3 separate regions of the Homo sapiens genome follow, and all the other regions are linked to region 1. A link is an interaction called in ENCODE POLR2A ChIA-PET data of the cell type or tissue named here. Cell type or tissue: MCF 10A. All regions are shown on one strand. Region 1 overlaps HEBP2 (heme binding protein 2). Region 2 overlaps LOC105378021 (a long non-coding RNA gene). Region 3 overlaps NHSL1 (NHS like 1).

Evidence for each region. Peaks named below come from ENCODE experiments on the same cell type or tissue, not always from the same donor. Only the 100,000 strongest peaks of a DNase experiment are listed, where the experiment ranks them.
Region 2: POLR2A ChIA-PET joins it to region 1 with 7 read pairs; 1 of 35 experiments calls an interaction of 5 or more read pairs at or near these places.
Region 3: POLR2A ChIA-PET joins it to region 1 with 5 read pairs; 8 of 35 experiments call an interaction of 5 or more read pairs at or near these places.

The regions. Positions count from the first base shown.
Region 1 is chr6:138,409,398-138,411,897 of GRCh38, forward strand. The region is part of intron 3 of HEBP2 (heme binding protein 2); the gene reads left to right. Among named protein-coding and RNA genes, the nearest start is that of HEBP2, 6.4 kb to the left of the region's middle. In MCF 10A, no CTCF peak of the experiment used is centred here; DNase peaks (open chromatin) are centred at 854, 1,164 and 2,044.
Region 2 is chr6:138,030,280-138,032,779 of GRCh38, forward strand. All of the region lies in intron 1 of LOC105378021 (a long non-coding RNA gene), which reads right to left. Among named protein-coding and RNA genes, the nearest start is that of PERP, 76 kb to the right of the region's middle. In MCF 10A, no CTCF peak of the experiment used is centred here; DNase peaks (open chromatin) are centred at 792, 1,272 and 1,802.
Region 3 is chr6:138,492,202-138,494,701 of GRCh38, forward strand. All of the region lies in intron 2 of NHSL1 (NHS like 1), which reads right to left. Among named protein-coding and RNA genes, the nearest start is that of NHSL1, 6.0 kb to the right of the region's middle. In MCF 10A, no CTCF peak of the experiment used is centred here; a DNase peak (open chromatin) is centred at 1,440.

The DNA of each region.
Region 1 (2,500 bases):
CCTCAAAAATGATTCAGGGTTTTGTTCCCTCCTCTCTATCACCATTGTGACTTACTCGGGTCTTCCTCTTCTAGGGACCGCACTAAGTCATCTTTGTGTACCCCAGTTCTTGGCACAAGCCTGACATTCCCAATAGATACTGGGATGTTGATTGATCTTAACTGAATTATTTCTTGACTATTTCACTTCAGTAGCCTGCAAGCCGTCTTCCCTGCCACCAGTCTTTTCCTTTCCTCTTCCACACTGGAACTGTCATCTTTCTTACCACAATGACAAAAGCCCAAAATCTCCGTTGGATTCCTCTTGCCTCCCCAGGGAAGCTCAGATTGTTCACACGGTGCACAGTGCCACATATGACCTGGCCCAGCCCTGTCTCAGCAGCTCCCCTTCCCACCACTTGGGCTTCTCACCCTTCATGTAACATGCCATGTTCTTCCACATCTTGTTACCTTTGACCTCAGGCACGTTAGTCCACTTTTCCTTGCTAAAATTTCCCTGTTTTAAAATGCGTGTGATCATAATACTTACTATCTCATAGGGTTGCCATGAAGATCGGATGAGTTAATTTATGTAAAACACTTGGAACATGAGCATCAAGCATTCCTAGCTCTAGTACTCTCTTTTTCCTCTTCCTGGAGAGCCCATTGCCACCCTACAGGACAAATGACACCTTTTCTGTGATGCCTTCTTCAATTTCTCCACCTAGCTAGGTACTCTGTCCTGGGGCCCTTCTATTCTTCTTCTTCTAAGTAATAGTGGCTTATTTATAGACGGAAATTTCTTCAAGAATATGACAGCATGTTACTATGTCCATATATTCCAGCCCCTGGCAAGGCAGGCACGTGGGGGTGAGGGAGGCAAGCACCATATATGTTGTCTGTGTTCTGAATAAAACAGTGAATAGATCATTGTGAAACAACACACAGTCAGAGAACAAAAGCTTATTTCTAATTAGAGGGTTCAGTATTTGATTTTAAGGGAAAATGAATTTGAAAACAAATTCCTTTTAGGCAGAACATGCTAAGCATTGGTTATTCATCAAGGAAATAAATAATACATTTAAGAGCCAAAATGTTTCTTTCTTTTTTTTTTTTTTTTTCTGAGATGGAGTTTCACTCTTGTTGCGCAAGCTGGAATACAATGGCGCAATCTCAGCTCACTGCAATGTCCGCCTCCCAGGTTCAAAGTGATTCATCTGCCTCAACCTCCCGAGTAGCTGGGATTACAGTCACCCCTCCTCACTATGCCTGGCTAATTTTTATATTTTTAGTAGAGACGGGGTTTCACCATCTTGGCCAGGCTGGTCTGGAACTCCTGACCTCAGGTGATCCACCCGCCTTGGCTTCTCAAAGTGTTGAGACTACAGGCGTGAGCCACCATGCCTGGCCCAAAATGTTTCTTAACCCATGGTTCAGAATTATATTCAATCGACATGAAAATGATAGAATGGAAGAGTTATATCAACTCACCTGCAGTGTTTTATTTTGCATACATGTGCATGCAGAGATTCCTACACTTGACAGGATTAAAAGGGAACTGCATGCCAGGAATGGTTCTGGGTGCTGGGTAGACATTGTTATATAAAGCAGACATGGTTTGTACCCTTAAAAGAGATGACACCTCAGCTGAAGCGTGGTAGGATTGATTTTTTGCACTGGCACATTGATAACAGAACTTATACCAAAGAAGGCATATTAGGAAAAGTTTTGTTTCTCAGTGTTTCTTATTCTTAACCCTCAAAATCAAATTCATCATGCTTGCATGTCAGCAGCTCAGCTAGGTCAGTGCTGTCATGATTTAATCTCAGGATGTTTTTGTTTATATACTGTAGAATGTATACTTAAACTTTTATTCTCTTTTCCCACTTTTTGTTTTAATCTTTTGACTGTCTTTTCTTCCACTTCCCCACAGCAGCCTCCTGACTGGATCCTTCCTCACCAGTCTATTATATGTCTGCCTATATTCTAATCCAGATCTTATCAAGTTGCACATTTCAGCTCAACATCCTTGGAAATAACCTCAAAAGGCCTTAGGCTAATGCACAGGGTTCTTCCTTCTAGTTCTGACTCACCTTCCTGACCTCATTTTATGCCTCACTATGAAAACACTTGGTATTTTTAGATTTATGGTCTCTTTCCTATCACTCCCCTTTCTTTGTTCAGCAAAACCATCCTCCATTCAGGCCCAACTCAGATGATTCTCCTTACCCCAGATTTAATCAGGTCCTCAACGCTCCCACAACACTTTGATCCTGTCCCTGTTTAAAACCCTTCTCAGAGGCCGGGCGTGGTGGCTTATGCCTATAATCCCATTGCTTTGGGAGGCCAAGGCAGGTGGATCACTCGAGCTCAGGAGTTTGAGACCAGCCTAGGTAACACAGTAAGACCCTGTCTCTACAGGTTTTTTAAAAAATTAGTCCGATGTGCACCTGTGGTTCCAGCAACTTGGGAGGCTGAGGTGGGAGGACTGCTTGAGCCCAGGAGGTCAAGGATGCTCTGCC
Region 2 (2,500 bases), 380 kb before region 1:
AATCCACATTTTAGATCTGTTATTTAAAATCTATTTGACAATGTTGCAAGAAAACACCCACATGTAATGGAAGTATTACCTTATGGTAATGTGTTTTTAATCACATGAATTATGAAATTACTAAGAAACTTCAATATCAAGGGATAACATTAGAAGGGACCCTAAAAATTGTCAAGGCCAACTCTCCACCCAGTTCCGGAATCCCTGCCACACACCAAATCCTTCACTCTGTGACACATGGCTTACACGGCCCCCAAGGCTGCTACGCTTATTATGCCTGGCTCCAACAAGGTCTCCTCAATTCTGACCATTGCCCATTGCTAGAATCTTAAGTCTCACAAGGAAATAGTACTGTCATTTGTGCTTCATCTCAGAATTAGAGAAAACATAGAGCTTATTCCCATCTCTTCCAATCAACCACTAATTCCGGAAAATCTCTTTCCTCTGCCTTGAGTTACAGAATGGAGTCTCACAAGTGTACCTGGTTGAAAACAGATATGGGGATAAGGAGAAGGAGTGGAGAAGGAAGAAGGGCCCTCACTCACCCGCCAAAATATCCTGTGGTATATGGGATTTTATATATTATTTTTCTATAAAGTGTCTTCAGTAACTACCTCCATGGAAAAATTAATTTGAAAACACAGATAAAAGCAAACAGCAATGAAGAGCAAAGTTAGGACTTGGCTGGGTATTTAGAAGGCCAAAGCCAGCCTGGGTGAGGTGCTGCAAGGTGACATGTGACAGAGAGAAGCCATTCCAAGGAGGAGCCTGGGCAAGGAGGAGTGGGGCTGAGCTGCAAAGGGTGGAGTCACTGCCACATGAAATTTGTCAGCTGAACGCTGGGCTGATCTGGCCCTCATGCTGAGTTATTTGGAAACATTGCCCACTTTCTATCTCTGTCATGATTAGCCAGTAGTATCCTTATTCTAGAGACAACTCTGAGACCATGTTTTTATTCTGTCCTCAACTTCATGAGACCATATTTTCCTGAGCTCCACTGTTCATTTCATTCTGAATTTATTGGCTCCTTTTCAGGCTCAGTTGTTCTGCCATAACTTTGTTCATAAAGGCCCTCCCAGAAGTCTGACAAAATGGATTTTGAAAACAGCCCTTGTGAATTTCAGGCTGAAGGAGTAAATATCAAGCTGCAGAGTGTCTCCCAGAACCCAATTCTGTATTTGGTCTGATAATGTGAGGCAATGAGAATATAAGTCTTGCTTGGGGCGCACTATTTTTAAACCCCTGAGTGATGCAGACAGATACTGTGAAGTGAGATTGCACAGGTTTATACATGTTGTTTGAACAGAAAGTTCTCAGGAGAAGGAAGGTGCTATTGAGAAAGCATAGCCAAGAGCAGTGCTCTCTGGGGAAAGGGGGAGAACAGAGCCTCCGAACAACTGTCTATCATTCCCATTCCCTAAGCTCTCCGGGCTTTGGGCTGGACCAATACTGGAGAACATATACACTAAGCCAATAAATGTTCAGAGAAACGAGGGGGAAAATAGTTCTACCTGATTCTCTGTCAAGTTTACCAATGGCTGGAGAAAGAACTTGGCAAAGCAATGACAGGACTTCAGGACCCACTCAGGTGACTTGAAGAATGACATTTCCCAGGATAGAAAGCTTTTCAGTTATTCTGAGACACTGACTTGAGTAAACCTGAGCAAATCACCTCCACAGGGTTCCCATTTCAACTAGCTAAGCTGTATGATTCAGAGCAAACTAAAATGAGAGATAACTGAGGGAGGTTTTTAAGAGAAAACGAGTTTCGGTATGAAACTATTCCTCTAAGGCATCGACAGCTATGACCAAGTCAAGCAAGAATGCTACCACCATGCACCCAGCTGGCTTCAGAGCAAGCCCTGGCACATAATTTACAAACTCTCCACTGTCTGTCTCTCTATATATACACACACTCCTACTATGATATTGTGATAGGTCTGTTTAAATGGGCTGAGTTACTAAAAAGAACCAGAAGCATCGGAAGCAGGATCAAGAAGTGCAGTTGTTAAGGACAGCACTAAGCAACATACAGCTGAATTGGAAAACCATTTTAAAAATTTGCAAGAAATGAGTCCCTTGAGCTGTGCATGCCCGCATCTTCCAAAGGGCAATTTACAAAGAAGTAAGATTTGATTAAAAAAATAAAAAATACAGGTGTCCCCTCAAAATCAATGTCCTAATATAAATACCAGATTCAGTTTTTACTCTAAAACAACTCAGTTATGTGGCCTTCACCTTAGAAGAATAGCCACCATTCTAGAAATGCATAGTGAACTAGGCTCTTATATGTAAGGTTCAGTGAATATCCATGGAGAGATGGTGGTGGATGAATGCAGGCACTCCGGGCCCTCAAAATCCAATTTAGCTTGGAGCCAGCAGCCACCACTGCTAAGTCCTGCCTTGTGACAGGGTTCCTGGGCATACTCCCTGTCTGCAATTGGTTTTAGGAACTTCAAGACTAGTTGTTAGGGCTCCTGAGCTGGATCGCACAGCCTCA
Region 3 (2,500 bases), 83 kb after region 1:
CTCCTCTCTCATGTGGGGATGGGAGCAGGAGGGAGTGGGGGAGTGAGGGGACCTCCCAGTGCTTTTCTTTGTTCTCTGACTGAGCCCTCTCTCCCTGTGTGTACAATGTACCTCATGCACACCTCCATCACACTACTGCCTGTTTACTACCGTAAGACAGTAAGCTTGCAGTAGCAAACCTCAAGACAAACTTTGCTACAAGCTGCTGCCAAGACAGCAGGCCTGGCTCTTTAAAATTGAGGACCCAGGAACTTTCATCCGTTCATTTAAACACTCCTGGCATAGAACAGAACAGATGCTCAATATTGATTAATTTATGTCTATTATCTGCTTTTATGTACTAAGTCAAACTCAGTTTTTTCACAAAACATTTTCCAGTAATTCTGTGGCTTCTTCAGTTAATCTGTTAACTACTAAGGATTTATGCATTGTTTTAAAATGTATATGTTTACATTTCATTATGCATTTATTGATACTCGCTGTGTCGTTTCCCTTCACACTTTATGGTTCCCAAGAGTAGACTAGCTCCCCATAAAAACTGACAGACTAATTCATACAATAAGCATTTAATGGCGATGAAAAAGGAATAACCTGTTTAATATTAAAGAATGGTATTCTTTTCTTAAAATTATGGACACAGTAAGAATAGAAGAAGAAACAAAATGATTACTCACTGTGAATACCTAGCTACCTTTCTATATTTTTAAGTAGAGAATGCTGAGGTTGAATGAACTTAGACTGATAATTTATATAACATCAAATCTTAATAGTGCCACATATTCAGAGACTGATTTTTTTTAATCTTCACTGATAATGAGGTAATAAATACCTTGCACTCATGTTGTGTTTATTTCAGGTTGCTGAGATGATATAGGGGAAGAGGTACGTGAAGTTCTGTACATGTGGTTAAAAGTAAATAACTGAGAACAAAAGAACTCAGATAATCTTTCTCATTTCATCCTTCCCAACCACAGTTCATAAGTCTATAATTTATCTAAAATCTCTTACGAAGTTTTTAAATCCAGACTTTAAAGGTTGCACTCCAGGAATTTTCCAAAGTTATTAATTTTATTAATAGTAAATCCCTTTGATGAACCATTTTAGAGCATTAAAGCAATTATGAAAGCATTTATCTTTTCAAAATAAAATTCAAGTTTAGGCAAAACCAGTGGGGATAGATGATATTTCATATAGATGTACTGCATATTCAAAAAGAAAAGCAGAAATGCCTATAAACAGATGTTCAGTTTTTCAAGGGGAGAAAAGTCAAGTCCTGATCTGGAACTTGAAAATACATGAAATGGGAGTGAAGCACAGTTTCCTGGAGAGTGATCAAAAACAGTCGAGCCTGACTATTCAAACTCACACATACCTTCACGAAAGCGTTTTCTACAAGCCAGACCATGTAGTGCTCTGTTGCTTAGGAGCTGGGCAGAGAAATGCTAATGAGGCACTGCCTCGGGGATTTGTCCTGGGAACGGTGCCATTTAACATTCTTATTAGCAATTTGGTGGAGGAAGGTGAACTATAAGTAGAGAAGTTCCTGGTCACAATTTACTAAAGATAAATCACAAGGAAGTAAAGGGATCTAGAAGAAACTTTGGTTGGATTTAGGTACATTAAGGGACCAATATTATGACAGCAACAAAGCTCAAAGCACAACTCCAAGGCCATTTACAAACGAACCAAACGAATGCCATTCTTCTTATTTAAGACTGAAGTCACTAAAGACAGAGGTTACTCAGGCTAAATAAAAAGGGAAACCAACAATGCCCTCACTTCTGGATAGTCCAATAGCAAAGCTATGAGATACAAGATACTGGAAGATACATTAGATAATCTAAGCATTACAAAAGATTAAAGGAACAAAAAATAGAACCATGATCTGAAATGTCTGCACAGTTCTGTTCAGAACACCAAATCTATGGTGAACCTATGGATAGCTATTCTTTCTCTCTCCAAGCAGAAGTTATCTGCCCTCTTTAATTCCCATACAGCAATTTTTAGTTTGTCTCCTCAGTATTTTCCACATTGTGTTTGAGAGCTAGGACCCTGCCTTTGTACTCTGCACTTCTGCCAGAATAACAGATTCCCAATAAATAAATCATTGTTAAAGGCAGTATAGTGTAGCAGTTAAGAATATGAGCTCCACAGCCTCAGACTGTCCAAGTTTAAATCCTGGTCCTACTGCTAATTAACTTGGAGATCTTGGGAAAGTTTCTAATCATTGTGCTTCCATTTTTCCATCTGCAACAGTAACAGTAAGCAGTAGGATCACTGGGAAAATTAGATGAGATAATACATTCAGTGGGCTTAGAACAGTATCTGGCATTAGAGTTAAGTGTTTAATAAATGTTATCAGTCATCATAGTGGTGGTACATTAAAGAATGAATCACTTCATAAGTGACTGACATACAAGATAAAATTATTTTTCTAGATTTTCCTTGAATCAATGACAGAATTTCTCCCAAAGTCAAGTCTTCCACAATTAGATAAAAT